Linked DNA regions of Homo sapiens: region 2 is linked to region 1. The links are chromatin loops, found by intact Hi-C in ENCODE. Cell type or tissue: mammary epithelial cell. All regions are shown on one strand. Links, peaks and the distances in the headings refer to the core of each region. The heading gives the core; the rest is flanking DNA.

The links. A loop is a pair of places that touch in the nucleus more often than their neighbours do. Peaks named below come from ENCODE experiments on the same cell type or tissue, not always from the same donor. Only the 100,000 strongest peaks of a DNase experiment are listed, where the experiment ranks them.
Region 2: a loop joins it to region 1, with 25 times the contacts of the local background. A loop is called at or near these places in 14 of 110 quality-filtered maps.

Annotation. Positions count from the first base shown.
Region 1 is chr13:33,222,654-33,239,398 of GRCh38, forward strand. The region is part of intron 1 of STARD13 (StAR related lipid transfer domain containing 13); the gene reads right to left. Among named protein-coding and RNA genes, the nearest start is that of STARD13-AS, 47 kb to the right of the region's middle. In mammary epithelial cell, for the core only: a CTCF peak has its summit at 6,090 (motif pointing right); no DNase peak of the experiment used is centred there; H3K27ac peaks cover 1,761 bases.
Region 2 is chr13:33,432,204-33,448,948 of GRCh38, forward strand. It overlaps a transcript of STARD13 not described here. Among named protein-coding and RNA genes, the nearest start is that of LINC02344, 110 kb to the left of the region's middle. In mammary epithelial cell, for the core only: a CTCF peak has its summit at 9,022 (motif pointing left); no DNase peak of the experiment used is centred there.

The DNA of each region.
Region 1 (16,745 bases), core at 2,815-10,814:
CTACTTCTCCTGGGTTTCCATTTTTCTTTTTCTTCACAGCCCTCTATGTTAGAGATGAAGAAGAAATAAGATAGCTATATGTTCTATGCACATAATGTGTAAATGGCAAGGCCCTAAAGATTCTCAGCCATTTGAAATGTTCAGCAACCAGCAAAATGTTCAAAATTCCTTTTTGTAACAAATAATGTCACAGAGAGAACAGAAGAAACATGTCCTCGTGACTAACTGCTGTAATTCTTATTTGTTCCCAGGCTGACTTTTCCTAAGACTGGATTAATTTCTTGTTGGACCACTGGCCTGTGAAGTGCTGATAAATTAAGTGATTGGTAAATACGATAACTTTCAAAGGAAAAGAAGGGTTAGGAATCCATCTGCTACTCAGGATCACTGAAGAATTTCATTTCTGAAAACAGACCACCTGTTAATTTAGTTAAGATCTGATAGTCAGCTGAACAACTTTGGTGGAAGTCATCCAACTTGTCCTAGATTACCCAGCCTGTGCTGGCAGGTCTGAGAGTCTGGAGAAAGATGTTAATGAGTTATCTGAGGACAACAGCTCAGGCAATACATGGTTATAGAGAAGTCCCACTTTGGTCCTTCAAGAATGATGTTTTTACACTGCTGTCATAAAACAAAACTGAAAGCAACCTGGAGACATTTTAGAAGCTCATATGTAAGACACTTCTGGTTGTATAGGCGAAATACACTTAAAAATACAATTATGGCCAGGCACGGTGGCTCATGCCTGTAATCCCAGCACTTTGGGAGGCCGAGGTGGGTGGATCACCTGATGTCAGGAGTTCGAGACCAGCCTGGCCAATGCAGTGAAACCCCATCTCTACTAAACATACAAAAATTAGCCAGGTGAGGTGGTGGGTGCCTGTAATCCCAGCTACTCGGGAGGCTGAGGCAGGAGAATTGCTTGAACCTGGGAGGTGGAGGTTGCAGTGAGCTGAGATTGTGCCACTGCAGTCCAGCCTGGGCAACAAGAGCAAAACTCCATCTCAATATATATATATATATAATTCTATGTATAGTAGTTAAAAGTGTGGGCTCTGGAGCCACACTGCCTTGTGTTCAAATCCTGCCTCTATCTTGTAAGTATGCCCTGAGCAATTTACTTAGTTTCTTTGTGCTTCAGTTTGTACATTTATAAAATGAGAATAATAATAATAATATTTATGTCATATGGTGGTTGCCAGAGCAAATAAGTTCACACATGTAAGCACTTAGAACAGTGCCTACTACATATTAAATGATCACTAAATATTAACCATTATTCTCCCTAGCTTTAGGAATTCCCTAGATCACAGGTTTGGTGAGTGATGGCCACAGTTGATTACAGTAGGGGAGGACACCTGATCCAAGAGGCCCTAATATAGGCTTGATTGAGCCAATAGATTCCTACTCTGGGGAACCTGAATTGGGTGACCCAAAACAGTTTGAATCCCTGGTAGGGAGAAAAGAGAGCAGTTACACTTGATAATGTGCAGGCTGAGAAAGCAGCTTGACTAGTTAAGAGTAATACACAACTTGAGGGGAGAAACAAAGGTAGGAAACACCAGGTAGCCATAGGATGGAGATAATGCTCTCATCTTTTCAGGATTTCATTTCAGTTGCCACAAGCCCCAGCTGTATTTTCTTTCCTAGTCTTAGATTTGGGGAATAGTACTGTATCTTTACAATAAAGTCTGTATTAGTCAGGATAGGCTAAGTTATGCTTCAGTAACAAATAGCTCCCAAGTCTCAGCAGCTTCATACAACACAAGTGTACTTATCACTCTTTGTGGCCACTAAGGGTTGGCAGTGAGGCTCAGCCCATATTACTCCCTCAAGGACACAGCGTGATGGAGACTTCATCTCAACAGTCTCACCACAGTTACAGGAAGGAAACATGGCAGTCACACACTGGCTTTTAAATCTTCTACCTGGATGTGATTCATGTAACTTCTACTCACATTTCAGCAGCCAAAGCTAGTCACATAGCCATGCCTCATATCAAAGAGGAAATATAATCTCACCACATGCCAAAAAGAGTTACATTAGAATATTTTGTCAATAGCTAATTGACTACTACATCCACCATTAGTACTTCAGCCAGTTTGAATGGGTCTCTGTTCCTTCAGAAAACAACATCAGCAATATTGACTAGAACACAAATGAGATGTAAAACATCACCATCTTTGTACATTTTCCTCTCGTAACTATGCTTTTCTAAGCATAACCGACCTTTGATTCAGCAGTTGGACAGTTGCCTACATCATCCCGTTCTTTTCAGGAACAAATGACAGTAAAACCTGAATATTTCAGGAATGAGGTATTTCAGGATAACAGGATTTTGTGTGTGTGTGTGTACCTAAAAATATAACATTAGAATATCTGAACTTAAAAAAAAATAACTTTTTTGGATGACAATATTTTAAAAATAGATATATTTCTTTCTTTCTAAACGGAATATACATAAATAATTTAATATATTCTTAATCACTGAAGATCAACATTATGAATATCAGACACTGTACTGTGATGTTCTTGGTACCAAATAAAACATTCATTCATTCAACAAACATATACCAAGTGCTATGCCAGAAACTGGGAAATACATGGGAAATAGGGCCATTCCTGACCTCAGGCAGCTGTGCAGGGTCTTTGAGCCAGACTGGTTTTTTACAGTTATTTTCTTCTCCTCTATTGCTATCAACAAGTCAGTCACCACTTCTGGCCGCCGTCTGTACATCTGCAGTCCCCCTGTTCCTTCTAACTTTTATTTTTTAATTCTCTAAAGTCCTAGAAACAAAGCTTGTTAGGATTACGTGTAAAGTAAGAGTAAATAAACCTAGTTGTAAAGATGCCAGGAACTGTCCTATGAATAAAACAGAAGAGCTTTGGTACATAATATTTATGCTGCTTGTTTTTAGGTCTTTTCTGTATAGCTCATGCTACCACAGAGCAGAATTTTGGATAAGCGAAGTATCACTGTATCATAAACGTAGAGGTATTAAACACCTAGCTTTCTCATTTCCTTGGCACAATGATCTTTGATATATTTTTTATGTTTCATAAAATACTGCTTTGTGCTCTTTAAATCTTTTCCTTAATTAAAAAAAAAACAACTCTTCGTATTAATATGTGATTTCCTTCTAATAGTAACATTTAATTACAAATTTAGAAAACTACATAACTGAAGTAACACTTGCACCAAATGGATTAAGCTCTGATATGGACTGAAGTGTGTCTCCTCCTCAAATTCATATGTTAAAGCCTTAATCCCCAGTGTGACTGCATCCTTAAAGATGGGATCTTTTGGAGGTAATTAGGGTTAGATGAGGTAGGGCCCTCATGATGGGGTTAGTTAAGTCCTTATAAGAAGAGACATCAGAGAGCTTGCCCTCCCTCCACCATGTGAGGGCACAGCAAGAAGGCGGCCATCTGCAAGCCAGGCATAGAGCCCTCACCAGAACCCAACCATGCTGGCATGCTGATATCAGACTTCCATCCTCCAGAACTGTGAGAAAACAAATTTCTGTTGTTTAAGCCACTCAGTCTATGGCATTTTGTTACGGCAGCCTGAGCAAACTAATGCAAGCTCCAAGCAGTTTCTTCTTAGAGACAAACTTTATTTGTGCTTTTTCATTTTTTTATAAATAAGTTGTTCTTTTGCCCCAACTAATCATTCCTTCATTTTTGGCTCATAAAAGTACAGGAAGTCTTTAGTAAAAGTCTACTGCCAGCTATTGCCATAAGTGTTAGGATACTTGAACAATAGCTTTCAAATTTAGTTCTTTTTTTTTTTTTTTTTTTAGATGAATATTGTTTTGTCGCCCAGGCTGGAGTTCAGTGGCACGATCATGGTTCACTGCAACCTCCACCTCCTGAGTTCAAGTGATTCTGCTGCCTTGGCCTCCTGAGTAGCTGGGATTATAGTCATGCATCACCACACCTCGCTAATTTTTTTATTTTTAGTAGAGACAGGGTTTCACCATGTTGGCCAGGCTGGTCTTGAACTCCTGATCTCAGGTGATCTGCCCACCTCGACCTCCCAAAGTGCTGGGATTACAGGCATGGGCCACCACACCCGGCCTCAAATTTACTTCTATTATTCAGATAAGAACATTTCATAAACAGACAATTGGACAATAAATGAAAATGTAATATTCAGGCTAGTCCAAGCGATGTTTAGGTAAAAAGTCTATTAACTTGACTCATACTATAAAACATCTATCTTTCTCTTAAAACAGTACTTCTTAACTGTTTTTAAAGATTTTTAGGGATCTTAACACATTTCTCTCCATTAAACATATGGCATATGTATATTCATTCGTTCTTATAATTTCTGAAGTTTTAAAGAGAAGTCACCAGATTAAGAACCTCTGCCCCAGAGAAAATTAAGCAAAACCAAACTGAGTGTTTTCAGCAAAGCAAACTTCATTCCTAACCTTTAAATGGCCATAACAAAATGCCTCAGTGACCAGTTGCTTTGAATTGGTCTCATCTACAACCTGCGAGCTTTGCTCAGCCCTCTGATGTGAAGTAACATCAGATCTCTAGCCATAAAGCCATTCCCTTAAAGTTCCATCGTTAGTCTTTTCTATCTTAGTTCAAGGTCTGCTGGCAGTGATGGACTCATCAGAATCTCAATGTCCTCATAGATAGCTAAAATACGATCCCAGGTAGTTCAACCATATGTGGATTTAAACAGATACCTAATTTGTTCCAGAACTACTTTCCATATCAATACCTTGAAAATACTTTGTAAGTTAAATCTAAAAGGAGGCATGGAAACTTCCTCTACAAATAGTGAAGCTAGTCCAATTCTTAGGGAAAAGAGACAGTCATTAACTCTATATTTAGAGCTAGGCATTCCATTCCCCCAAACTACTCTCTCATCAGCCTAATTGCTTGAAATTCCTGTTCTTGTTTAACACTAGGGCAAAGCATTTCATTTTAAATTTGAGATAAGGTTTATACTCCAAATACCCTGAAAAAGGTAATTTAGGGTATTAGGACCACTTTAACTTGGACATGACTATGGAGGGGGTACAACAGGGAGGCAAGATGCTGGATGCAAACCTAGATACCAAAGACAAAATGAGGCACACTTCCCTCACTCCCATTTTTTCCTAGGACAAGCACCATAAGGAGTATCAGTTAATTGAAAAAGTCTTTACTAGATGCCAGGAGCTGTGTCAGGTACTGAGGTTAAAGTGATGAGGAGAATACTGCAAAGCACAACACCATCCTGACAACATGTGAGAAGCTCAAAGCCCATCAGAAGAAAGAGACAGGCCCTTTACAAATGAACATAATGATAGATTGAATGTGCGATCGTAAAACGAAACAACGCAGAGCAGTTTTTAACAGTTGCGTGGTGGGGGAAGGGAGATGCAAATAAAAAAGAACATTTGACTTGGATTTGTAAGGACATGAAGAATTTTGCCAGGTGGGGAAGTGGTGGAAGGGAGGAGTTATTTCAGGCAAAGGCAACATAAAAGCATGGCACAGAAGCATGAAGAGTACATGGAGTGCTCATGGAAAATCACTGAAGGCTGGGAGGGAGCCCCAGTGGATTCTGGTGGATTGCAGCCTCTGGCGAAGGCTGAGGTTGCCTCTGGACCACATTACTCCCCCATGTATTTCTTTATAGAGACATATTATTTTCAACTCTTTTGAGAAGAAACATTCATACTGATTGTTTCTTATTTAAACTATGAATCTATTAAAATATCAGGCATTCTTCATAAAAATCATTGATAAAAAATGAATTAAGAGTACAGTTCATTTACAGTGTTTTTTTTTTGGAAGTTAAAATTGAGCTCCTGTTATAAAACAGAGACTGTGTGGACTCCTTAGTGAAAGAAACTCAGTTCAGAGGACAACAGGCGACAGTGGACAACCTGGTCATATTCTGTGGTTAGTCAACCAAGAGTTTGATTCCACCAGTATCCCTATCTTCCTTGCTTCCAAGCATACTATTTATCTTTAAATTAAATACTAAATGAATAACATGTTTGTGATTGCTAATTCGGACATGGGTCACACCACAGTTTTACACCTTCGAATACAAGATTTCTGCAGTTCCACTACATGTCCACTAGAGGCCTGTGAAGAGCTTTTTTCCCCCATCACGTAGAGTCTGATAACCAAAAAGGCCAGAATTAAAACAAATAAGAAATATTGATTAGACACGAGTAAGACAAGGATCTAATTGGTACGTAACCTCACAGTAAGTATCATAATTGTGGATAAAATAATCAAAATGCAACATTGTTTCAAAACTCCAAGATACCAAATTGCAAAACTTATGAAACTACTCATATGTAACCACAAAAGCAAAGTTAAAAGAAGTAGGGCTTTGAAGACTTCAGCAACCATTCCAAAAGGCCAGCAGACTCTGGCAGGCTTTGACTAGGTGGAAGACTGCACCAAGTGGTGAAGCAGCCTGAATAAAAATTGCCAGCAGCCTGTATGGGCTTCTAGATCTTCAAATGCATACTCAATCTAAAAGGCATGCAACCAACGGAGGGAAAACTCCTTGGTGGGAAAGTAAACAATGCAGTGATTTAAGGCAGATGGGCTGAAAAGGGACTTCCTAAATAGCGACTCCATGGAAGTAAACAGGGGAAGACAGTTGAGATACGGCCAGGACACTGAGATGACACAGACCAAAACCGACCCTATGGTGAAGACTGTGGAAACTCTCAACTTAAGAGGAAAGAGGGCAACTTAAAGCAAAACACTTAACATATTCGATTTGCCAGGACAACCGCAAGACTGCGTGAGCACTGGAAAAATTACCAGAAGGACAAGATGCCCTGTAACATCCCTTTATCTCTTGTCGAACTCAAAACAGACTTTCATTCATTTCATGGTCTGCTTGAACAAACACAAACAAAGACGAAAAATACTAAAAGTCACATCACCCGTGCCAGGCATGGACACGCGAGTGCACGCGTGCACACACACCACACACACACACTACTTCTAGTCTATTTACAGAAATGGCCTGTTTTTCACTAGCTTTGGTTAATTAGCAATCAGAAGAGAGTTGTATGGGGTTGGAAGAAAGAACCCTTTGTTTGGAAAACCTGTGAAAATATTCCCTCAGAAGCTTGTAACTTTCCCTACGCATCACCCTGGCCCTGAGGACAAGCCCCTGTGCCAGAAGCCTCAGTGAGGCACACAGAGCTCACATTCAAAGGCAGCTCTCTTTGTTGTCCCCCAGGAGTTAAACCTTAATGGGTTCACAATTTGCAGGCTTTTTTGGAGAGTGGCTTAGTGGTGGTTGCCTGCTGCCAGAAATGGAGCAGAGACAAACCCTAGTGAATCCCACAGCTGTTGTGGCTGCTCCATTGGAGAGAAGAGCAGTTGCCTGAGGCATTTCAAAGACAAGCAAGAACACAGGGAGACATTATGAGGCCTGGAAGCGAATTTGCAATTATTGGGAGCAGATGGTCAGTCCACATGGGGAAGAAGGAGATTGTAGCCATCGTTCTCCAGTGAAGACCATGGCAAATGGTAATTCACTGAGTCTTATGTCCCCAGATAAATCTTGTATTGGAAAAGTATTCAGCTGCAACATAAGATCATCATCTGCAGCTAGTTAGTTTTACTGTCACGCTCTTGACTTCTAAACCTAAACAGCCACAACTTGGACAGGAAAAAGCCAGTACATGCACATCCTACCTTGGTTAGAAAGAAGAAGAGGCGTGGCTGCTCTGGTAGAAATAGGGAGAATACTCATCCTGGCACCCTGGGTTTCCTGGAGGCAGCCTGCCTGAACACTGCCTCCAACATTACTTTGCCCAGCCCTTTATTTCAGAAAAATCTTCATTTTAAACAAACATTCATGAATGCTGGGATACTGCTGAATGATTTTGAGAGTGGAGCTTTCATAATCTTCTTTTGTAAGCTATATCCACTTTTTTTCATCACCCTTTCCGGTCAAGGGCTGCTTTCTGATGCACAAGAATTCTCTTTTGCTGAAATCTCAGCCTATTTCCTGTTATCCTCATGTTGATTCATCTGAGAATCACATTATCTCTTCTAAAACACTGTTTACTTAGTCCATTATGACACGTAAGGTCGGTCTTTACTCATTTTATGTTTGAATGATTAATTTGTTCAGTTTATGCAAAGTACTCTTAAGTACCCCTGATGTGCAAAGTGCCAGCGAGGCACTGAGGAGGATGGAAGAACCATAACTGCAAGATGCTAAGAACCTGGTGAAGGAAGCAGAAACACTTGGGAAAGAACTCTAATACCTGTGAAGTGCCAAGATACGGGCATAGTCAGAATGTTGTGGGCATATAAAGAAGAGAGAAAATAATACTTATTTCCAACTGGAGAGATTGGGACACTAGCTTAGAAGGAGATAGAGTTTAAGTTGGGCTATATATAGGATGACCTACCATCCCAGTTTTAAAACTTAAAGTCCTGCATCTCAGGACACTCCTCAGTTGGCTGAGTGAGTGATAAAGGACAGTTGTAACTTCAAGTTTATCTCAAGGGTGAGACACAGTGAAGAAAGTCTCAATGGCAATGGGCTGGGAGTGGAGATGAGGGGCTGGTCAGGCCCTCAAGCTGCTGACTTGGCAGCCATCGGTGCATAAGGCCCTGGACAGGGTGAAGATTTTCAGGACAGCAGGGCCAGGCTCTCACTGTGCCATACATTGCACAAGGCACCAGGGAGACGAGGCTCAGGCCTGGCACATGGGTGGTGGCTGAGTGGCTTTCTTTAGACTGGGTATGAGCTCTGGTGCTTCGTAGTCCTGGGACTCCTATAACACACATGAGGGCTTACTCAGGCTGGCCTCACTGCCCTGCAGGCTAGGGCATTAGAGAACCCTACATTATGAATGAGGGACTGGAGGAGGGGCAGATTTGGGGGAGTTGTGGTTTGGGCCATGCGCATCATCTTGAGTTGAAGGTAACATAATAAAAACTTGTGGCATGCGTTCACATTTACCATCTCACTTTGGAGCTCTATTTAGACCCACATCTTAGAAAACTAACTGTTAAAGAATGGCCTTGGTCACATGGCCAGCAGGGAGAAAGCTGGGGCACAAACTGCAGTCTCTGTTTCTGACTGCAGGTCCGGGGCATTCCCATAACTTTTCCAGATGACTAAGGTTTACCTGAAACTTTAAAGATTTTAACAGTTTCATGATTCAGTGTCATTTTAGTATATAGGGTCATCCCTTGGTATCCACAGGGGATTGGTTCCAGGCTCCCCTCACCCATTCTAAAATCTGCAGATGCTCAAGTCCCTGATATAAAATGGCATAGTATTTGCATGTAACCGAGCACATCCCGCATATATTTTAAATCATCTTTAGATTACATGTAATACTTGCTTCAATGTAAATGCTATGTAAATAGGCCAGGCATGGTGGCTCATGCCTGTAATCCAAGCACTTTGGGAGGCCAAGATGGGTGGATCACCTTAGGTCAGGAGTTCGAGGCCAGCCTGGCCAACATGGTGAAACCCTGTCTATACTAAAAATACAAAAATTAGTTGGGCATGGTGGTGTGTGCCTGTAATCCCAGCTACTTGGTAGGCTGAAGCAGGAGGATCACTTGAACCCGGGAGGTGGAGGTTGCAGTGAGCCGAGATCACGCCACTGCACTCCAGCCTTGGTGACAGAGCAAGACTCTGTCTTCAAAATTAAATAAATAAATAAATAAGCTATGTAAATAATTCTTGTATTTAAAAATTTCTTTTATTGTTGTACGGTTATTCTTTTATTTTTAATTTTTTTTCAAATATTTTTATCTGGGATTTGTTGACTCACAAGTGGGGAAGAACCCTCAGATACAGAGGGATACTGTACTCTGTTTAGTCATCTAGATCACTGGTTAGTGTATTAAATCTTATATATCCCAGGACAGGTGAAAACACAATCACTCAATTTATAATCTCTCATCTCTTCTCTTCTCCTCCAGAATCTTGCAGTCATGCTCCAAAAACTTTGACGACGTGTATCTGAAACCAGCCCAATTGTCCCATAGAAATGATATTTGAATGTTTTTGAATAAACATAGAAATTGACCCTCTGAATTAAAACTAGAAACTTACACTTGTCTATTCTGAGTGCCTTCCTCAGGAAATCAACCCTCACTCAAGGGAATGAAACTCACTCAATCACTACATCCAGACAATGAGATACAAGACCCCTCATTCATCATGATTGCTTCCTTGTTCCTCCCTAATTCCCTGTTTTCCTGTATAAACCTCCCAATTTTAGTCCATTACTGAGATGGATTTGAGACTAAATCTCCCATTCTCCTTGGCTGCAACACCTGATTAAAGCCTTCTTCTCTGGCAATACTTGTTGTCTCAGTGATTGACATTCTGTGCTGAGAACAGCAAGACCTAGACCAAACCCCTGGCACTTCAGTAACATATCAAGCACTGCTCAATGTGATAGCGACAGGAGGCAGCCAAATGCCTCAGCAGATAGGGGCAGGTACTGGGTGAAACCCCAACTCCAAGCCAAAGAGAGTTTAAAGCCTGAAAGTCAAGCTACAAGTTAAATCCTCGGATTGGACTGAGAGCTTGTCTTCCTGTTTGGTGTGCTTTCCTCTGATGGATCCCCACCCTTCATCTATTTTACATATACCTACCCTTTCCTAATTGGTTTTCTACACTGTCAGGCCCACCTTTGAGTGGTATCTTCGCTTTAACCTTTTTTGCATACTCACAAACCAATCAGTATGCACTCCCCATCCTGTGCTTATAAAGACCCCAGACTCAGTCATTAGAGGAGACGACAGCCTGACTGCAGGGAGAGGGACAACCTGACTTCAGGGAAGACGACCTGCCCTTCCTGTCCCTTCTCCAGTTCTCCTCTCCACCCAGAGCCATTTTCAGCCCTTAATAAAAATTCTCTGCCTTCACCATCCTTCAGTTGTTCACATGATCTCCTTTGTCTTGGATGCTGGACAAGAGCTCAGGACCCATCAAGTGCAGGTACTCAGAAAGGCTGTAACACCAGCCCTTTGCCCTTGTTGGCAGAGCAGCCACCCCACACGATGAGGCAAGGGGCCAACTGAGCTGTTAATACAAGTCTGCAGATGGCAGAACTAAAGGAGCACTGTAACACCCCCTCTGGGGCTTAGGGTTGCAGTCATCCTTACCTGGGTGTTGCTGCATTCCCCTCAAGGTGACACACCTGGTCTGGATGCAGGCCCTGCACAGAAGTTGCTCCTGTGTCAGCAGCCGGAGCAGCCAGCCGGATCTTGCACTTGCTTGCTCACGTGCTCCCTCCTGCAAGGGGTTGAGCATGGCAGACCGAATAGGTGGGGTGCCCCTTCTATGAGTCTGTTGAAGGGGCCAAGAAAAATCCTGCATCAAATGCACCAGGCCCTCACTGTCCCAGGCACTGTGGATGAGCCAAAGATATGTATGATCATATCTGTGTACATATGTGGCTTATAGCATACGTACAAATAGAAAAATATGCCAGACTGGCTGTGTCTGAATAGACCCTCTTGAACCTCTTGGTTCCAGCCCCCAGTGAAGTAATGATTTCATCAAACAGATGCAGAACATCTACCCCTCGAGATGGAGAACTACTGACTGGTACCCGCTTTTCTGGTCATAAGCTGAGTTTTCTGCCCCTTTGTCCTCAAGTGACTTTGAATTTTGTTCTTTTGAGAAAATGCTCCTGAGGATACAGGAACAGAGTCCCAGCTATTTTCAAAGGTAAGAACCAGCCTTCCTCTTCCTGTAACTCTGTGTCTTCACACTCATCATGCCATCTGCTCTCTTCCACTCATGGGCTCTCTCAAATGCTTCACTGACATTCCCCTTGCACAAGGCCGCAACTGGCCATGGAGTTCTCATTAGTAAAATGGTGCTACTCAATGTTCATCCACCTTACATGATTTTCGTGAAAATTAACTATGAAGTTTGAGGGACTTTTTTAATGTTATGAAATGTTAGTCTAGTTTCTTATAACTTTTTTTGATGAAAGCAAAAATACTGTGATTTTAGCATTCTGCCTCCAACAAATCTACCTCTCTTTGGCCTGAGGCAAGTCACCTAATCTTATATATCAGTTTCCTGTGTGTAAAGCATGGAAAATAATTGTTACCTGGCTCACTGGGATTGCCAGGTTTAATTAGTTATGACTTTAGAAGGTTGTAAAAAATTGCTTTGTAAACTATTCATAACAATGATGGCATACAACTCCTTCTGATATCTTTATTCCTTCTCTGATTTCTTCCATATCCAGTTCTTCTGCTATAGAAATAAAAAGTCATTAGTGGTGAATTTGTATGTTTTTATCTGCATTTCTTCCTGTTCAATATTTTAAGGATCTTATGTATTATCACAGAAAATGTAAAAATGTTCAGAAAACTCCTTCCTCTGGTCTCTTGAAGCCATTAGTACAGTGGTTTTCAAAGTGGCGTCTTCAAACTAGCATCAGGAATGCTTGAGTCCCCAGTTCCCCAAATGTGCACCAGGGCACTCTGGGGCACTGTAGCAAACTCACACAGGAGGCTTGGGATATTTTTTAAATTCTTGAGAGGCTCACAAGCAACACTGGACATCTGTCAGACACTGAGCAAACTACTAGTCCAAAGTAGTTCCTGCTTTCAACATGAGGTCCTGTCAACAACATTCCTTTCCATGAGGCCATATCTAGCTGGATTTTTGGCAGATGCTGTGATAAAAAGCAGGTGCTATGTGAAAATCAATGTGGAACAGAAAATAAGGCTGGCAATAACCCATCTGATTCCCAGGTTTGAGAAACTGTGCAGTGTCCAGCCAGTGCAGACATCTCATTATTAAGTAATTGTGGTTATTATTAATGAAATAAAATATTATTTTTCTTTCAATTTAAGGGTGTTTTTAAAAATAGCTGCTAAGTTGTTAGGACATAAATACTTCTCCAGGTGTTTCGGTCTATGTACTTAATAAATGCAACTGTTAGGTATTTCTTTTGGCCTAGAAACAGAGTTACCAGAAAAGTCTGGTAGCCCTGTCGAAGGGCACTGTGCAAAAACTACTGAGGCCTTGAGGACACCAGGAGCCAAGGAAGTCTGGAAACCTCTGACATGAGAAATTGCTCCAAATGCAAATTCTTGGGTCCCCTCCAGACTTCCTAAATCGGAAACTCTGTGGGTGGGGCACAGTGATCTGTGCTTTGGCCAGGCCTCCAGGTGATTCTAATGCATGTGCACATTTAAGAAACATTGCATTAGCAGCTTATGTCCTAAGAGCAGCAGGTGTGCTTGGGCAGGTGGATGTTCCGTTGGTAAATGAACATCAGGCTAATCTCACAGTTTGAATGAGAAGGTACAGAAATGACCCAACTGGGGGCAAAAAATCCACCCCCCAAATCAGTTTACATAAATACATAATGCATATATCTTGCTCTCTTAAAGCTCATTCTAGCCTCTTAAAATTATGAAAACGTACTGTTTTTATTACAAATCGTGAGTAATTTGTGCTTTCTCTTGGGCATTTTGGGGAACCCGAAGTGCCTTTTGATTTTTGAAGATTGAATCACTCTATTATTGAATGCTTCAGATTGCTGAGAATGAATCATATCATTCCTTTCAGAAGACAGAATTTATGGCTGGCCAGTAAGGCATGATCCAAAATCTTTGGCAGGAATCTGATTTGCATTCTCTTCTGACTTGGTAGCAAGCAGGACCCTCCTCAAACGCCTTGTTAGTGTTTCTGTGGAGAGGAATAAGGAAGGACCAGGTGCGAGGAGTTCCCTGGGTTCGGTGGAAACGCATGGCTGCGTGAGTGTTAGAGATTTTGAGGAAAATCTCCTGTGCTGAATAGCAGACCTCAGTTTTTCATCCTGGTTAATCCTCTTAAGCCTTTGTACATATGCAAAGATTTCCAAACTTTGGAGTGCTAAATCAGAAGCTTTCAGCAACAGTCTTCCTTGGCATCCCCCTGTTTCCTTAGCAATATGGTGGTCTAATGCTGAGCATAAGGAAGCCAGTTAGGAAAGTGCATCTATGTGGATACAGGGGAAGAGCAATCCTTATTATCTTGAGTCCTCTGATGCTGGGATGGCTTCAATGCTTGATCTTGAGGTAACAGCAGGAATCAACTGGTCTTCAATCCCTTGCGGACAGTGAGGACAGTGCGTTACAACCACTCTGGCTCACAATAGCTACTCAATAGCTTTCTTCAACGTTGTTGCATTACTGAATGTATTACTTTTAGAAATTAAATTACAGCCATCTTCTGCAGTTGGTATAAATTCATTCCTTTCTCTTAAACATTTCAATCTCTTCTTCAGAGTTTGATAGTTTTTGACCACTGATTCCTTCCTGAAATTCTTTCTTCCCTAGGATATATACCCTTATGGAATTACTTTTGGTTTTCACTGCTCAATTTTCTTCTTTCTTCCTCTTCTTCTATATGTACTTTCCCCAAAGATCTACACGTTAACTTTTTCTCTTTTCTTCCTAAACCAGCCCTCTACAATCTTGTCCATGTCAAGGAATTCAGCTTTCTCCTAGTCATATCCTAATCTCTTTCTGCACTCAGCCCCACTCCTGGAACTTCACTCTTGTCCTCTTTCAAAGTCCTAGTTCCAGATTTCTAACTTCTTAAAGAAGCCACCACTCTTCCTTAACTAGGAAAAATAATTAAATAATGAAGTCATGTTGTAATCCCTGTTTTTCCTTGGCCTCACTTTCAATCGGTTCATAAATTCATAAAACATCTATAAATTGAGTCCCTGCCAGCAAGAAGGCATTGTGTTAGTGCTGCAGGTGTAAGACTTGGGCCCTGCCTTCAAGAATGTAAACGAGCCTCAATTTATAACATCTTATTCCTCCTTTTTGTTTCTGCCATTGACCTGTTTTGCAGTAGTCTCACTTCCCACATGAACTATTGCAATGAACTATTTTTCTGGTCTTCCTGCCTCCAGCATCTTGCTTCTCCAGTTAATCCTAACTTTGGTGCTAGAAAAGACATTTCTGGATCATACCACTCATCAGTGTGATCCCTTGATTAAAAACTTCCCATCTCCCCCCTCACCACCATCCCCTACACCCATTTGACTACACTTACCAAAAAATTTTAAGGAAAAGCTTGGCACAATCTCTACTGATGTTCTGAGAAACACCATATTTCCTCTGAAATGATTTTTGCCTTTAAACTATACCAATTGGGTTGAGAAGAGTCTTTATGGCTTAGAATCAAATGAAACATTTTACCTGGTGACAAAAACCAAGAGTATGTTAGATTCAAAGAACTGTTTCATCACTGTCTGAAGAAATGTTTCATTAGTGTCTTCATAAAAAGAGATAGACAAAATTATGTCTTTCAAGAACACATCTTATGTAAACGACACAGAGTAACTGATCAGTATCACTTATGAGTGGGATAGTATTAAGTAGAAATATGTTTTGAGATTAGCTCTTCTACTGAGTAGTTACAGGTGACCTTGGATTACTTTCCAGCTCAGATAATCTAGGACTCTCTTTCAGATAGCACTTACCTTTCTTTTACTTACTCATCCATTAATACAGCACCACATAAAGCCCTGAGAATTCAACATTGAACACAACAGACATAATCCTCACTCACTTGGGTTTTTCTTTGTTGGTCCAACTCCCTGGCTAGTTTCAATGGCAAAACCAGATTTCAAGACTAAAGATTTATTTAATAGTTAAAACCTAAACATCTGCTTGTCCTAAGGCACTATAATGGACTAAGAACGGCTGCCCAAGAGATTGGAATAAGGATGGGGTCAAATAAGGTGAAAGATTTGGGGAAAATGAATATATATCCCCCAAAAGGTAAAGTGAGTGATAAAAAAGTTTACATTAGAAAAGCAGCATAGACTTAAAAGTAGATCATCTATTTTATATGTATGTTTAGTAAGAAACAGACTAGTGATTTTGAAATTTTGGTTGGGGATCCCAGGGTGTAAATTTTTGCCATATGAAAGAAAGTTTCAGTTTTAGGAAGCAAGGAACAGTAGAAAATCTATGAGCTCTAGAGTGAGAAAACCTGACTTGATGGTCAGTGCTGCCATTTAGTAGTTGTGGAACCTTGAGAAAGTCACTTATCATCCTTAGGCTTGAGTTGATTAATTTGTAGCAATAATAATAGCTAATGTGGAAGTGCATATAATGAGTCAAGTGCTTTATATACATTATCTCTGTAATCCTATGATATCCCCATGAGGTAGCATGTTTTTTTATTGTGGTAAAAAAACACAACATAAAATTTACCATCTTAACCATTTTTAAGTGATAAAAAATAACTTCTTAATGTGTTAAGAGGTAACACATTAGTGTTTTTTCTATGTACATGTTGTGTAATGGGTCTCCACATCTTTTTCATCTTGCAAAACTGAAATTCTATATCAATTAAGCAACAACCTCCCCATTTCCCCCTCCCCCCCAGCCACTGACAGTCATCATTCTACTTTCTGTGACTATGAGTTTGACTTCTTTGGATACCTCATGGAAGTGGAATCATGTCGAATTTGTCTTTTTGTGATTGGCTTATTTCACTTAGCATAATGACCTCAAGGCTCACACACGTTGTAGCATATAACAAGATTTCCTTCTTTTTTAAGGCTAAATAGTATTCTACTTTATGTATATACCACGTTTTCTTCATGCTTTCACTCATCATCAATGGACATTTAGGTTGCTTTTACCTCTTGGCTAGTGTGACTGACACAACAATGAACTTGGGGTGCAAATCTCTTTGAGCTCTTGGCTTTAATCCTTTTAGAGATATACTAAGAAGT
Region 2 (16,745 bases), core at 5,247-13,246, 210 kb after region 1:
ACAGTCACTCGCGAGCTTTTCTGATGGTGCCTATATTCTAATATAATTTTGGAATCTTTCTTTTCTTCTTAGAGAAAAGATGTTAGAAAAAGTTAGAATACAAATGAACAGGATTTAATAGAATAGTATTTAATAATTAGTTTCTAGAAAAATTATGTGGAGTGATTTTTTTTAACATCTGCTCAGCTCTTTAGGTTAGAACAGTGCCTCATGAAAGGGTCCACATTCTCAACAGGACAATTGCACGGTTGCCTGGGGGAAGGGGCAGCTTCACAAAACAACCTAAGCCTATAAGAAGTCATTTAAATCTACCAATATTTCCAAAGACTGAATTAGTTGCCAGAGATTAATGTATTTCAAAGTTATCTGCTAGACTGCAGTCAGTACGATAGGTGATTTAAAATTTTCTATGGTACTATATTTATTTATATGAAAATCACAATGAAGATAATGGGGTATGAATAGTACTTTCAAGATTATATGTTTGCACATAACATACTTATAAAAGGCATTTTCAGAAGCAAAAATTATGGCTGCTTTTTAATGTTTGTATTTTCTTTAATGCAACACAGATTTGCATTAATCTCTTAAAACAGAGATTGCTGTTTCAAGAACAATAAAAATAAACATTAACTAATCTCAAAATGATTTAGAAGATGTGGGCATACTATAGAATCTAAAAAAATGAAATAACGCTTTATTTTCACCATTAAATTTATATTACTTAATAAAACAATATGCCATAAATAAAAGTAGAGAGACCCATTTTTTAAACCTCAGACAGATAAAATCATGTTATTGAATAGACAATTTTTATTGTTTTCCTTCCAAATCATGGAACAAATGAGAAGATTAAAAGGATGTTTTTCAGCAAACGTCTGTTATTGACAACAAATGGCTTTGAACAACAAAATAAATTGATACTTCGGTGCTTCTGATTGAAGAAAGTATTGATTATACTAAAGGATTCTTTTAACAAGATAATATTGTTTCTCTTTTGCCAACAAAGTTCCTACTAAGTATTGTGATTACTTTCTGCTTTCTGGTCATAATCTCATCTTTTCAATGTCTCTCATCCTCTAGAAGAACTGCTCCTATCTCCCAGAAGACCTCAAAAGGGAGAAACCAGGAACTGCTTTGTCTTTAGTTAGAATTTGTTCAGGTCTAGCTTCCTTCAAAGACTCTCTAGAAGCAACAACAGCAACAATCTCTATTACATTGGGTTCCAGAGGAAGATGTGAATCAGGCAGTTTTAAAACACAAGAAAGAATCACCAGGAATCACCTTGCAGGAGTCAACAGTGGGTCAGGGTCACATCCTCCTGCTACGTCACGTTCCGCCTTCCATCTGCGTATGCGGAGGGGCCCCTTCAGTATGACTACCATATTACATCTCTGCTAAAACAGAGATCAGACCTCTTGCGTTCTGTAGTTTTGTTTTTCAGAGAGCATTCTCTTGTGAACACTGAGTATTTACAAGGAACATTCAAAGGAGGGTTCATTAACTATAATCATAAAAATAATGCTTCCTTGATTTTAAAAATATGGCCTGTGTCCCTGTCATGCCCACCCTCTGAGTAACAGCAGAAATATCATAGAAAATGGCTGTGTATTTGCCCCCTCTGTGTATTTCCTTATTCTCTTCCCCCATTTGTGATGAGTTCCTTCAGGGAAGGCACTGTTTTTCTTCTATGCATTCCTTGTAATGAGTCACAATGCCCACTCAATAAATTTATGAATCCATACACAGTAGTAGAAGTTTGTGGATGGACAAGCAGTAGCAACTTAGTCAATAGTCAGCCCTCCATGATATTCTTTGGAGAGTATTTGTTTAGTGAAAGGTACACAGTCTTAGAAATCAAACAAGAGGCCAGGCGCTGTGGCTCACGCCTGTAATCCCAACTCTTTAGGACGCCGAGGCAGGTGGATCACTTGAGGTCAGGAGTTCAAGACCAGCCTGGCCAACATGGCGAAACCCCATCTCTGCTAAAAATTCAAAAATTAGCTGGGCATGGTGGTGTGCACCTGTAATCCCAGCCACTCAGGAGGCTGAGGCAGAAGAATCGCTTGAACCCAGGGGGTGGAGGTTGCAGTGAACCTAGATCATTCCACTGCACTCCAGCCTGGATGATAGAGCAAGACTCTGTCTCAAAAAAAAAAAAAAAAAAAAAGAAAGAAAGAAAAAGAAATCAAACAGAACGAGATTTAAGTTCCAACTTATACACTTATTGAGCAAATTAACATTTTTGACCCTTACTGTTTTATACATATAAAGTGAGGACGATACTTCCAATGATATAGGGTTGTTTTGAGGACTGAATTAATGAATATACATAAAGAATGTCAAAGTCTCATAATGCTTTCTTGGCTCATGAAAGCTCTCAGTCAATACGGATCTGTATTCCTCTAGTATCTTGGAATTACTCTCTTCAAACTGGGGTATTCGGCAATGTGCAAAGAGGGCCACAAAGCCACCAGATAAACACGAGATCTTCCTGCTGCATATACGTTTCTTGGTGGCACTTAACTTTATTAATATAACAGCTATTGTTTAGGAGTTCATTTAGTCAGCAAATGTTTTTGAGCACCTGTTGTATGGCAGCAGTCTATTGGGAGCAAGGGATAAAATAGTGAACAAGACATGGACTTTCTAGCCTATTGGAAAGGAAGAAAGGAAGGGAGGGAAGGAAAGAAGGAAGGAAGGAAGGAAGGAAGGAAGGAAGGAAGGAAGGAAGGAAGGAAACTATAAGTTCTGACAAGTGCTCTGAAGAAATAGAGATTGCAGCCATAGAAACTAGTTGGGGAAAGAGTCAACTTCTTTAGCTAGAGTGAGCAGAGAAGGATTTTTAAAACAGGTGGCATTTAGGTTTCAAGAGAAGGAGACAGCCAAGCTAAGTTATGGGACAGCAATGCTGAAGTCACCTGAAATCTTAAGGCCAAATATAAATTTCATATTTGTTAGTAGGGCAGGTTCCTTGACTTCTCTGCTACTCAAGGCTCTTCAGTAGATGTTTGGGGAACTTTGCCCGGAAGAAGTCCATGAATTCCACTGCGAGAGGTAGGAATGGTGGATAGAAAACACTCTCCTTTTCCCTATCTGTATTTAAGTTGGCAGCTTGCAAGAGCTAAAACTAAGTACTCAGAATAACTTTCAAGGGAATAAGCTGATATATCTCAACTATGGAGGGAAAGATTGTATTTTAACTAGATTTATAAAGCTCTTAAGCTTTATGTGGCACTTGCATTTCAAGATAGAGATTCCCACTAATTAAAATCAAATAAAACTAAGGTTCTTCTTGGCACACTTTGATGCTTTCTTTTTGCCTCATGTGGCTGTATTACTACAGAATGGTAATTATCTCTCTACATATATAGCCATAGGAAATCACAATTTAAAAATCTTACTAAATTACTATAAATTTCATGAAATAGTTATAAATTTACTTTTTGAAAGGCTCTGGTTTCACTGGAAAAATCTAGAGAGATAATTTAATTTAGGCAAGCTTCTTGAAGGAGGGATAATTTTATCTCACTTTATCTTTGTATTGCTAATGCCTTGCACAGTGCAAGGGACATAATAATGTTCAACAGACACTTAATTAACTAAATTGAAGTTATAATTTCATATTGGAATTGATAAAGGGTACCAAAAATCTCTTCGGCTCAGATATTTGTCACTACAATTAAATTCTAGTGAAACAGAAGAATAGGTACACTCCATATAGTACATGATTTTCTTCATAATAATTGGATTTGGCTAGTACTTTTGATTTCCTACATACTCTATACTTCTAACTCTTGTGAAATTCTGTTCCTGACAGATCCTTCTATTCTTGATAATGTGCCTAACAAAACGCCATAACACAATGAAGCTGAGAAGGTGGGAAGTAATTATAGCTCTTGGAGGAAGGTTGAATAGCTATGTCCGTGAAGCGTCTTTTGAAACTGTTCTAAGAAGAGTTGTCCCTATTGCCCTAGTGACATTACTCAGAGAAAAAAATATATGATTTCTTCAGATGTGATTTTATTTTCCTTAGGTTTTAAAATTGTTTTCTAAACCAAAGAAAATTTTTTTACAATCTTTAAATGAATAGTATGTTGTGCACTAAGAATGGTACATCAATGTGAGATTCAAATATTCTTGACAGTGAAGAACACAGTAATTTGGCTGTAGTCTCCTATTGACACATTTAAAGAAATGATAATACATACAATGAAAAGAGGAATTAAAAAGCAAATTAAGTCAACCATCACTACTTGGGTTAATTTTATAGTATGTGTATATTTAGGTATATATTTACTCTTCAAAAATAAATTAATTTTTCATTCCATTAAGCAAACTATAGTATAATATATAACATTCATTTCTGTTGTGAATTTTTATCTAATAAAGGCCACAGCATAATAGGCATAAACTGGGAGGAATTATCCCACTGTTGCTACAGTAGATGTTTCTTTCATCACTAGGCTGAGATCTTTTGGTCCCAGTGGACAGCTTAAACTGCCTAGAAAAGAGTGGCATTCTCTCTTAATCTGTAGTGAAAGCAATAATGACTGGCCTTTAAACCACCTTATTGTGCCTGTGCTTTTCTGCTGGAATCTCTTTTACTTTGGGTTTCACATTTTACCCCCATCAGTGACTGAGACCAGAGGAAAATGTGAATCAGGCAGTTTTGGAACACAAGAAAAAAATCACCTCACAAGGGTCAACAGTGGGTCAGGGTCATATCCTCCTACTATACGTCACATTCCGCCTTCCATCTTTGTATATGGAGGGGCCCCTTCAGTCTGACTACCATATTCTGTTAAGGGAGGAGACCACCCCTCATATTGTCTTATGCCCAATTTCTGCCTCCAAAGAAAGAAAAAGTAAAAATTAAAAGGCAGAAATGAAATCCACAAGCAGACAGCCCAGTGCCACACCCTGGGCCTGGTAATTAAAGATTGACCCCTAACCTAATCGGTTATGTTATCTATAGATTACAGACATTGTATAGAAAAGCACTGTGAAAATCCCTATCCTGTTTTGTTCCAATCTAGTTACCGGTGCATGCAGCCCCCAGTCACGTGTACCCCCTGCTTGCTCAATCGATCACGACCCTCTCACATGCACCTCCTTAGAGTTGTGAGCCCTTAAAAGGGACAGGAATTGCTCACTCAGGGAGCTCGGCTCTTGAGACAGGAGTCTTGCTGATGCCCCTGGCCGAATAAACCCCTTCCTTCTTTAACTTGGTGTCTGAGGAGTTTTGCCTGCGGCTCGTCCTGCTACATATCTCTGCTAAAACGGAGCAAAGCTCTTGGACATTCCAATCAAGAAGCAATGATGGAAAGCCAAATTAGGAATGAGGGCAGTTGACTTTACATTTTACAAACAGCAGAAAGGAATGAACATCAAAAGTTTAAATTATTAATGATTTAATTTGAAAGATGAGGTTAAAAAAGGGGGGATGACTGTAATTAAAAAACCCAAACTTATGGACTGCTTTGTATCTGCATGGAAATTGGAATTAGGCTTCTATAATTCTCCTTTGATTTACATGTTCAGAAAAATTGTTCTCAGATATACTTCACCAATATTTCCTTCTCCCAGAGTGCTTTCCATAAATATTTATGTGAAAATCGATTTGACTGTCTTCTAGATTTTCTGGCCTGCTTGCTTATTTGATTTTTTCCCCTGCCAAATGAAGCCCTGAATGACAGAGTGGTTAAACAGCGAAATATTCAGGCTGTAGTAGACCGAACTCTCATGCACGATACCTGAAGACCCACAGGTAAGCTCCACATCCAATCTAGGACTATTAAACCACTTCAGAGCCTCCATGGCTGAACTTCCTCACAGAGATGTAATTTGTTAGAAAAGTACTTGTCATTTCCACCCAGAAGTCAACTACGGTTGTTTCTTACTTTCTTGATTGTAACTTTTACATGGTGAAAAATATTCTTTTGCTATAATAAGTTGGATATACTTATAAAATGAAGAAAATAGACTTATTATTCTAGTTATCAGTTCTCCAGGGGAAATACTTTGATTGTCTAAAAGCTTCACAGGCTGCTCATTAGTGTAAATCCCTTTTTTGGTCATTTCTGAAGCGAAACACGTTCTTTGCTGATGTAAATGCAGTATCAGCTCCTTTAATTCAAGTTGGAATTTCAACAAGAGAGACGAAGCACAGAGGGTTCTACTTATGTCATAATTTACTATTTGGACACATTCATATGATTTTAAAAGAGGTCTGTGCTTATTTCCCACTTAGCTGCCAGGTGGTTGAGGGTTATATATAGTTGAAGTCCCAAATATAAAAGTGGTCATGGACAAAAATTATGCATAGTTGATGCTACAAGCATTTCTCAGAATGGCAAGAACAAATTCTGCTTGGTTGTTTAGTGGGAGAGCTGATAGGTTCGGCACACTCACTAAAGACATTTTCCTGACAAAGTTCTAGCCAGTCATTTTTGCCTGGAGGCCCAGTGTAAAGGCCTCCTTGCAAATCTCCCCAAGAGCTGAAGAACAGCAGATGACTATATCCCAGAGATCCAATGCTCATCCTAAGCATAAGTGAAGCTGAGATCTTGGGTGTCTGAATAATGAACTGAAACTGGTTCTCAGCAGATTATAGAAAAATGAGTGTATAAAAATGGAAATAATGCTGGCACCAATGCAGATAAGGGTAGCATCAGACTATTGCTTTTAGAGGCATTATTTGACAAGATACTTCAAAATTGGGCTTTAAAGATATAAACTCAGAGAAAAGTGTTAACTTTCAAGTCTAGCAATACGCTATCTACAAGATATGAAGAATACATGCAGTGGAATCACATAAAGGGCTTTGAAGGGGTTCCTTTCTATGTATAAGCATGTAAATGACCGTATGAAGTGAGGACTGATATGGAGATTTCAGAATGTCTTATCCATAATGACTATTCAAATGAAAAGTACAACAACAGCTGCTAAAGAGTTGGTAAGAAGTGGTGATTCAAGATTGGTTAGCTGTTAGTTTACATAGTCATTAAAATAAGATTCCACAAATAAAGCTGCCAAGTATTCAGATTTATACAGAACATTTCCAAATACAAAAGCTATACAAATAAACCACTACCCTCATATATGCCTTATTTTCAAGAGGCCTTACCTTCGAAGCAGATGTTTCAGTAAAGGTGCAATCTTTTATTTAATTCCTATTTAACTTACAAGGTACATTTCAAGATAAAGACTGGTTATGCAAAGCAACTTCTTTCTGTGTAAAATCAACTTTACAAAATGGAGATAAACTCAGCAGCATGGCTGCATGAGGACCAGAGAAAACCCAATGAACTTTTCCAATTTTCAAAATGCAGGTCAAATTCTGATTTAACATCATACTGTATCCATCAACTTTGCATCCATGATTCAGCAACACTTATGGCATGTTTAAATTTATAGGGATGAGGCAAAGCTCTCCAAACAACTTTTATACATAAACAGGAAAACATTTTCTCAGGGAGACTTACCCACTCTTTCTTTGGGTCTGTTATCAGAGAGCACCTGTAAAAAAACAGTATCACTCTTAATATCTCAAAATTATACCACTTTTGTGAAGAATATTGAGTTTGAGACAAAAAATAAGATTGTAAAATTAGAATCAAATGGCCTCCAGAAATGAAAATAAAATGCCAACTGAGGCATGAAGATTGAATGATTTTAGGAACTACACAAATCATCAGGAATCATAAAAGTCATCAAAATACTCATTCATGGGGAAGACGCATTAAATGTATTTTTCTCTGACTTAAGTAAAGATTTATACAATACAGGCCTTGTGCAGTGGCTCATGCCTGTAATCCCAGCAATTCAGCAGGCCTAGGTGGGAGTTCCAGGCTTGAGCCGAGGAGTTCGAAATCAGACTGGGCAACATAGCGAGACACCCTGCTCTACAAAAAAATTTTAAAATTAGCCGAGCATGGTGGCATGTGCCTGTAGTCTCAGCTACTTGGAAGGCTAAGGTGGGAGGATCTCTTGAGCCTGGGAGGCAGAGGTTGCAGTGAACCGTGATCGTGTCACTGCACTCCAGCCTGGGCGACAGAACGAGGCAAAAAAAAAAAAAAAAGATTTACATGATACCATGTGTCTATTTAGTAACTGAGAAGAAGACTAAAGTCTAGTTTTAATCCACTGCTCCAGGGCCCTGGTGCCACCAATAGTCTCCTTAGTGCTAAAGCCAGGCCCTGCGTCACTGTGTCTCTCAGTGACATCACAGGCCCTAACTCAGCTGACTACTCCTTCCTTCTGCAACTTTATCCTTCTGGCCTTCTGAATCCCATGCTGTCCCTGCTGTCTTTTCTACCCCTCTGCTTGTTCCGTATCATTTTCTTGGTGGGCTCTCCTTTTGCTTGTGCCCTTCTTATATGCTGATTTCATTTACTTAAGTTTTATTTTGTCTTGTTAGGGATGGGTGCTGGCCCTTCTTCCCTTCTCACTTTGCACCTTCTTCCAGGGTGATCTCATGTACTTTCCATCCATATTCTGATAACCTTCAGGTTTAGATCTCCAACTTAGGTCTCTTTCCTTGAGCTCCAGGAAAACAGCGATTTTTTTTTTTTTTTTTTTTTTTTTTAAGATAGAGTCTCACTCTGTCACCCAAGGCCAGGCTGGTCTCGAACTCCTGAACTCAAGTGATCCGCCCACCTCGGCCTCTCAAAGTGCTGGGATTACAGGCATGAGCCACCGTGACTGGCCAAGAACAAACTGTTGATTGCACATTTGCCTTTGGACATTTCACATCAGACACCTCAAACTCTGTGTCCAAAACTCAACGTCCTCTCCTCCCCTCCCACCTCCTCCTCCACCTCCTTGTCCACACACACATACAGATCCCCTGTCTATGTTCCCTCTGTCTTGGTGAATGGTGTTTCCATCTACCTGTTTGCTCAAATCAGAAACTCAAAGATCACCCATGACTCCTTCCTGTCCTCACTACATCCTGCTGAAGCCTACTTCCAAATGTTGCTTGAATCCATCTGCTTCTTTTCATCCCTGCTGCCACCTCCTGGGCAACATTCAGGTAATACCTAGAAAATTGCAATAGTTTCCTAACTTCTTAGTCCGATTCTAGTCTTAATTCTCTCCAATCTATATTCTCAGCCAGTGTGATTCCTTCAAAATCAATGTGATCACTTCAATCTTCTTAAAATCCTTCAATGATTCCTCATTACTCTAAGAATAAATACAGTTTTGTGGTTAAGATAATATGTTTAGCAATCAGAAAGACAGTTCCTAGCCATATGACCTTAAAAAAGTGACCACATTTCTCTAAGCCTCATTTCCTCATCAGTAAAATGGGGTTGCTTTGAGGAGTAAGTACAAAAATTCAGGGGATGTCCTGAGCCCCAAGTGTAGCAGAGAAAAGGTATACAGTAAATATTGGTTGATTATTGTGAAGGAAATTCGGAAAAACAGATGCTTACGATTATTAACTTTTTCAAAGTATCAGGTACACAGTATTCTACAAGAGTCAGTCAGGAAAGAGGCAAAATGATGATGCAGTTAAAGCTTTGTCCTTGATACCACAGTTCCTTCCCATCCCATTGTTTGTGTTTCTCCCTATATTCTACGCCTGTGCTCATACTTGCCCCGGGAAAAAGCAAATCCACAAAAGAGTTGGTAAGTGACAATAAGATCCACTTTTCCCAAGGATATTCACATATGAAAGGGACATCATTTGACAATAAACACCAATAAAAGAACTTCATTTCATTTTAATAAATGGTGCAACTTCAGACATTTGTGACACACAGAGGAGAAAAGATCCCTCCATATTTTTAAACTAATATCAGTGGTTCTGACTTGGTCTGGAAGCAAATATATTTAATGACTATTTGACCTGGAATAAGAAACAGAGTAAACTTAGAAAGTAAAATAAGCTGTGTTACTTGAACATAATAAAACATTAAGCATTATTCTCTAAATACAATAATGTTCTGACAATCATGTAAATTAGAAATAACCCAGTAGAATTCTTCCATTTCAGCTGTTTAAAAATTCTCACTTACGAACTAAGAGCAATTGCTGCCGAAAAATTTAAGCCTCACGGCTTGAAAAGGAAACAAAACACAGAAGTATGCTTTCTCAGCCACACCTTGAGATGGAGTGCTAACAGAGCTACTCATACATTAATAATAATAATAATAAATAATCCTTGGCACAATAACTGAAAGTCAGATTACTTGATTTCAAAATAAATCAATGCAACCCAACTGAAATAGGAATTCCAGAGAGAATATTTGACAAAAGTATGGCCAAGTATTATCTTGTCCTAAATGTAGAATATTTAAAAGGTAAACAGAGTTTGAATTTGATGAATATATGAATGTATACAGAATAGGAACATTTCAAGTGCGAGGTATCATGATGAGATAAAAGGAGAAACTAATTATCTGAAATTAAAGCAACAAAAGTTAGTGTTTTGAAAAATGAAAAATATTTGAAAAATATTACTGAAGTTCAAAGATGTTAGAGATATTAAAAATGAGCCCCTCATGTATCTACCATTTTAGTAGTACATGAAACATTAGAAGCAGAGGCATAGGGGCCCTCATTTCCCAGGAAAATTGATGAGGCAAAAAATGAATACATAACACCCATTTTCCATAATATATTAATTGTAAAACATTCATAAATGTGATGGTGAACATATTCTTCTTTATGGATTATATAGCAATATTTTAACATAATAATCTTCACTTAAAATCACAGGATGCCAGGGGCCAGGGCAAGAAGGAATAGGGAGTTATTGATTAATTGGTACAGAGTTCAGTTTTACAAGATGAAGAGTTCTGGAGATGGACAGTGGGGTTGGTTGCATAACAATCTGAATGTTCTTAATACCACTGAACTGTACACTTAAAAATGGTTAGGATGGGCTGGGCGCAGTGGCTCACCCCTGTAATCCCAGCACTTTGGGAGGACGAGGCGGGCGGATCACAAGGTCAGGAGATGAGACCATCCTGGCTAACACGGTGAAGACCCGTCTCTACTAAAAATACAAAAAATTAGCCAGGCGTGGTGGCAGGTGCCTGTAGTTCCAGCTACTCGGGAGGCTGAGGCAGGAGAATGCCTTGAACCCAGGAGGTGGAGCTTGCAGTGAGCCAAGATAGTGCCACTGCACTCTAGCCTGGGCAACAAAGCGAGATTCTGTCTCAAAAAAAAAAAAAAAATTGGTTAGGATGATAAATTTTATGTTAAGTGAATTTCATAACAATTAATAAAAAGGGTCCCCCCCCCAAAAAAAAAACACTAGAAGCACACACTCTATTGCAACCCCGTATATTGAACCTCCTGCTGCTTCCTACTTCAAACCCCTCTGTTTGGAAATCCAAATAGAAACTCTTTAGAACTTAGCAATATAACACATTAAGAGGATGTCTCGGCCATGTGTGGTGGCTCACGCCTGTAATCCCAGCACTTTCGGAGGCCAAGGTGGGTGGATCACTAGGTCAGGAGTTCAAGACCAGCGTGGCCAACATGATGAAACCCCGTCTCTACTGAAAATACAAAAATTAGCTGGACGTGGTGATGTGCACCTGTAATCCCAGCTACTTGGGAGGCTGAGGCAGGAGAATCATTTGGACCCAGGAGATGGAGGCTGCAGTGAGCTGAGCCGAGATTGTGCCACTGCACTCCAGCCTGGGCAACAGAGCGAGACTCAGTCTCAAAAAAAAAAAAAAAAAAAAAAGAAGATATCTCTAAAATCCAAAATGTGACTTATGGATAGACAATTTTAGAAAACTGCTCCTATTGGGGGGATAATTATTCATACTCACCTAATAATCCTGAGATTATAGTTAGCTCTATAAACATGAAGGAAGGGTACACTTTGGAGCAGATGTGAAATGATGTCACTTATTCACTGATGTCAGTATAGTTAGATCACGTGTCTCTCGACCACCAGTGGGTTTTCTCTGGGTATTGTATTCACTAAACATTTGCCGAGTGCTTAGTCAGTATATAGATACACACATTTCTAGCACTATGCTAGGTGCTTAACCCTTTCTGTTGTGTAGGTGGCTTGGAGCAGGTAAGTGGTCTATATTGGAGATCCAAGAACTCTAGAACTGTAAGAATTATCTCATGGATAATTCATGGATAACTATTAGAATTATCTCATGGATAATTCTCATGGAAAAAACATGACTGTAGTTTTGCCATTTATCACAGACCACAGATAGCATAAACCATGTTTGGGTGGCTTCAGTTCCTTCTTAATTAGCAGTAAATTCCTTTGAGTTACATTTAAGGGTAATTTGCAGGCCAGGTGCAGTGGCTCATGCCTGTAATCCCAGTACTTTGGGAGGCCAAGGTGGGAGGATTACTTGAGGCAGTGAGTTTGAGATCAGCCTGGGAAACATGAGGAGATCCTGTCTCTACAAAAAAAATAGAAAAAATTAGCCAGTGTGATAGCTTACATCTGTAATCCCAGCCACTAGAGAGACTGAGGCAGGAGGATCACTTGAACCCCAGAAGTTGAGGCTGCAGTGAGCCAGTGTTCCCACCACTGCACTCCAGCCTGGCTGGCAGAGTGAGATCCTGTCTCCAAAAATGATTATAATGTAACAGTAAAAAATTTCAAAAAGTCATTTGCCTCATTTGCTGAGATCCCCCAGAAAGTGTTAATTTTGTAATACCTCCAAAGCCATAGTAGTTATAAATCCATGTTCATGCAGACAGTCTAAAAACATCTTAGGTATTTATTTTATGATAAGGCTGGATATAAAATGCAATTGCTTTTTGAAACAAATGTACCCAGTAATGTATCCTTTGCCCACATAGCCAAATATGACAGATTAAAATACAGAACTGCGCTAAGTAACCATAAAAACATTCAGATAATTTTTTTTGGGAGGCTATGTCCCTTAGGGCTTGTAATGATCAATCAAGTCAATGAATAAATTAACTACTATTGTACTAGTCAAACTAGAAAGCAGTTTCAACACCTGCTGCTCCTGAAAAACAAAGGGCCCATTTTTTCCTAATGCCCTCATGTTAACCTTTAAAACCAAAAGCAGTAGATAAAAATCCCAGAGTAAATAAATTCTTATGTAAACATGGAAGCTATTTTATTATCTGCCCTTTACTTTATTCAGAACTCACCTGCTGGTTTCAAACTCAATAGGTTATATTCAGTAGTAACCTTGATTTGAATATTACTGGATAATGTCTAAGTAACAATGAGTAGAAAAGGTTAATCACTAGATTACCACTAGAAAGTTAGTTTCCTTAGACAAGTATATGGGATATATTACACACTGAGTTTGGCCCGAGTAATTTATGGCTGACTTTGTTATAGGTGAATTATATCTCAAATAACCTTTTCCTAAATCACCCTTGTCTTAGTTTGTTTGCGTGTTGCTACAAAGAAATACCTGAGGCTATATATATAAATAAATATATATATATGTTTATTTGGCTCACAGTTCTGGTATCCCGAACAGCTCAAAACTGGGCAAGGGCCTCAGGCTATTTCCACTCCTGGCTGAAGGTGAAGGGGAATTTGTATATAGAGAGATCACAGGGAGAGAGAGGAAGCAGAAGAGGGGCCAGGTGCCAGGCTCTTTTTAACGACCAGCTTTCACAAGAACTAATAAAGTGAGAACTCACTCACCCCTCAACCCAAGTGAGGGTTTTAATCTATTCATGAGGGATCTGCCTCTGTGACCCAGACACCTCCCATTAGACACCCATCTCCAACATTGAAATTAAATTTCAGCATGAGTTTTGAGGAATCAAACATCCAAACTATAGCACTCCTCATGTTAGCTACCCAATAGATCATGTACAAATTATACATAAAAAGTATAGGGTTTAAAAAAAGAAAATAAAATATTTCAAAGCATTGTAATCTGTAATTGCAGAGTCATTTTGACAAGACAGTCTTAAAGAAGAGGTTAACCAAACTATCAGTTGATGAAGAAGTAAAATGAAAATATAATGTTCCTTATTTACCATACTAAATTCTCACTATTCCCTTTAAATTTGAATTCAAAATATTGCAAGCATGGCCTTGCAGGAAAGTTCCCAAAACTTTCTATTTCTGCAAAAATTCTATATAGTGATTTCTGTCTAATTATCAAAGCTATTCTTTCCCTGACTCAGGCCGAGAAAAGGCCATACTGACTCTTAGCTAGAAGGAGGGAAGAGACAGGGATGATCACAATTTCCTCACATATGACTACGTGATGAAAGCTAAAAAGAAAAAAAAAACCAAAATCACTAAAAAAGATAGATTATATAGTTTTAAATATACTTTTTATTTTTGTTTAATCTTCCCTGATTTCCTATAGATCTGAGATATGTCATGCTTATTTTCATTGCTATATAAAAATCTCAATAAACTTTATACATAAGAGTAAAATGAAAATCCACTTTTGTGGACTGAAAAATATTTCAGTTTCACCTATGATATATAAATCTCTCTGTTTCTAAATATAAATTTTGGTGTATGTATATTAGCGTTCATGTATTTGAAATAGAAGGAGTAATACAGAATTTTAGACATTTAATCTAATGCAAAAACACGAGTCTTTACTAGTTCAGTGAGTCTAAAATGATGCTATTTAATAAACCATAGCATTTTAATAAGCATTCTTGACATCTGGTGCTAATAAAAAGGACTATGTTTTACAGTTAACATTTAAGGAAAAAACATGACTGTAGTTTTGTTATTTATCATAGATCACAGATGGCATAGCCCACATTTGGGTGGCTTCATTTCCTTCTTGATTAGTTTACATAAAGAGGCTACTTGTTCTCTCTCTTTCTGTGTATATTTTATACAGGATTTGGGCCAAGTCCCAGAAATTAATACATGAACAAAGAAAGGAATTCATTAAATTTAATGTGAAGTTTCTGAAAAACAAAACTGATTATAGACTTTTTCTGGATCCAGTTTAGTTAATAGATTCATTCTAAAACAAGGATCCAAGGAATTTTGCATCTGGAAAAATATTTGAAGCAAGTTTTCTGGAAATGCAAGAAACCGCAAGGACCTAAAAACGTCCGTCTCTTGTACAACTATGTGCCCTAGGCAAATACTTACTAGTCCTTCTATCCAAAACAGGTTCTTCCACGAGCTTGTGTGCAAGCCAGCAGCTGAGCATGATGCTGCTGCAACACCTAGACAGGGATGTAGGCTTCCAGGTGCTCTCCTTGCCTCTGGCTAGCTCTTTTCCAACCATGAAACTGAAGTATGGGCTTCCCTTTTCCTACTTGCTCAGACTTTTTGTGTTCTTCCCTTTAGATCCTTTGCTGAGTGTCCTGCTCCAACTTGGACATTAGACTTGAGTTGTACTCTGACTCTCATTAACCCCAACTTACCACTTCCTTACACGTTCCTCTGGAAAATGTCATGCTTATCTGGAAGCATCAGTGCAAGAGTATAAAACATATGTCATATGACTTTTCACTAGATTTTGTTAGAAGGATTGAAAATTAATGATTACATTTACCAGATAGTAATAACAGAAATAGTATGCTCTAAGATGCTCAATAAGACACACAGAAGCTCAGACTGAAAAGACAATAGATTAATCTGTGAGAAATGGAGAGATGGGAGTGTTAATTAGCTCAAAATCCAACAAATTTTATCCTCAGAATTCTTTAATTCTGAAAATAAGAGAGAAATAAGATATATATATAAACACCATTAGAAAGCAATTAAATGCAGAATTTATTACAATACAGAATTAACTGATTGAGATAATAAGCACAATTAATTTTTAGAATACCTTAAAGTTAGTGAAAGAGGTTATGTATGCTGTTGAAAATCTGACTAGATTAGAATAAAATTGAGTTCTTCTTTAAACTAAATTATCGTTATTATTATTAAATTTTTATTGATACATAATAATTGTACATACTTATGGGATATGTGATGTTTCGATATGTGTTCATTGTGTTATGAGCAAATCAGATTATAATAGCGTATCCAGCACTTAAATATTTATCATTTCTTTTTCTGAGTACATTCAAAACCCTCTCTTCTAGCTTTTTTGAAATATGATACATTATTGTTAATTCTCCTATTCTCCCTCCTCACTACACTTCCCATCCTCTGGTAACCACTATTCTACTCTCTACTTCAATGAGAACAACTTTTTTAGATTTCATATAAGTGACATCATGCAGTATTCATCTTTATGTTCCTGACTTATTTCACTCAATATAATTTAACAGGTTCATCCATGTTGCCACAAGTGACAAAATATTCTTTTTTTATGGCTGAATAGTATTCCATTGTGTATATATACTGTATTTTTAAGCTCATTCAACCACTGAGGGGATTTAGGTTCTTTACTTACCTTGGCTGTTGTGAATTGTACTGTGCTAAACACAGGAGTGCAAATACCTCTTTGACATATTGATATCATTTCCTTTGGATATATACCCAGTAGTGGGATTGCTGGAGTACAGGGTAGTTCTATTTCTAATGTTTTTGAGGCACCGCCATACTGTTTTCCATAATGGCTGAACTAATTTACATTTCCCCTACCAATGTGTAAGGGTCCCCTTTTCTCCGCGTCTTCACCAACATTTGTTACTGTTTGTCCTTTTGATAATAGTCATTCTAACCAGAATGAAGTGATATCTATTTGCATTTCCCCGATGATTAAAAATGTTGAGCTTTTTTTCATATATTTCTTGGCCATTTGTATGTCTTAAGAAATGTAAAGTCAGGCCTTTTGCCCATTTTTTAATTGAGTTTTTGTTGTTGTTGT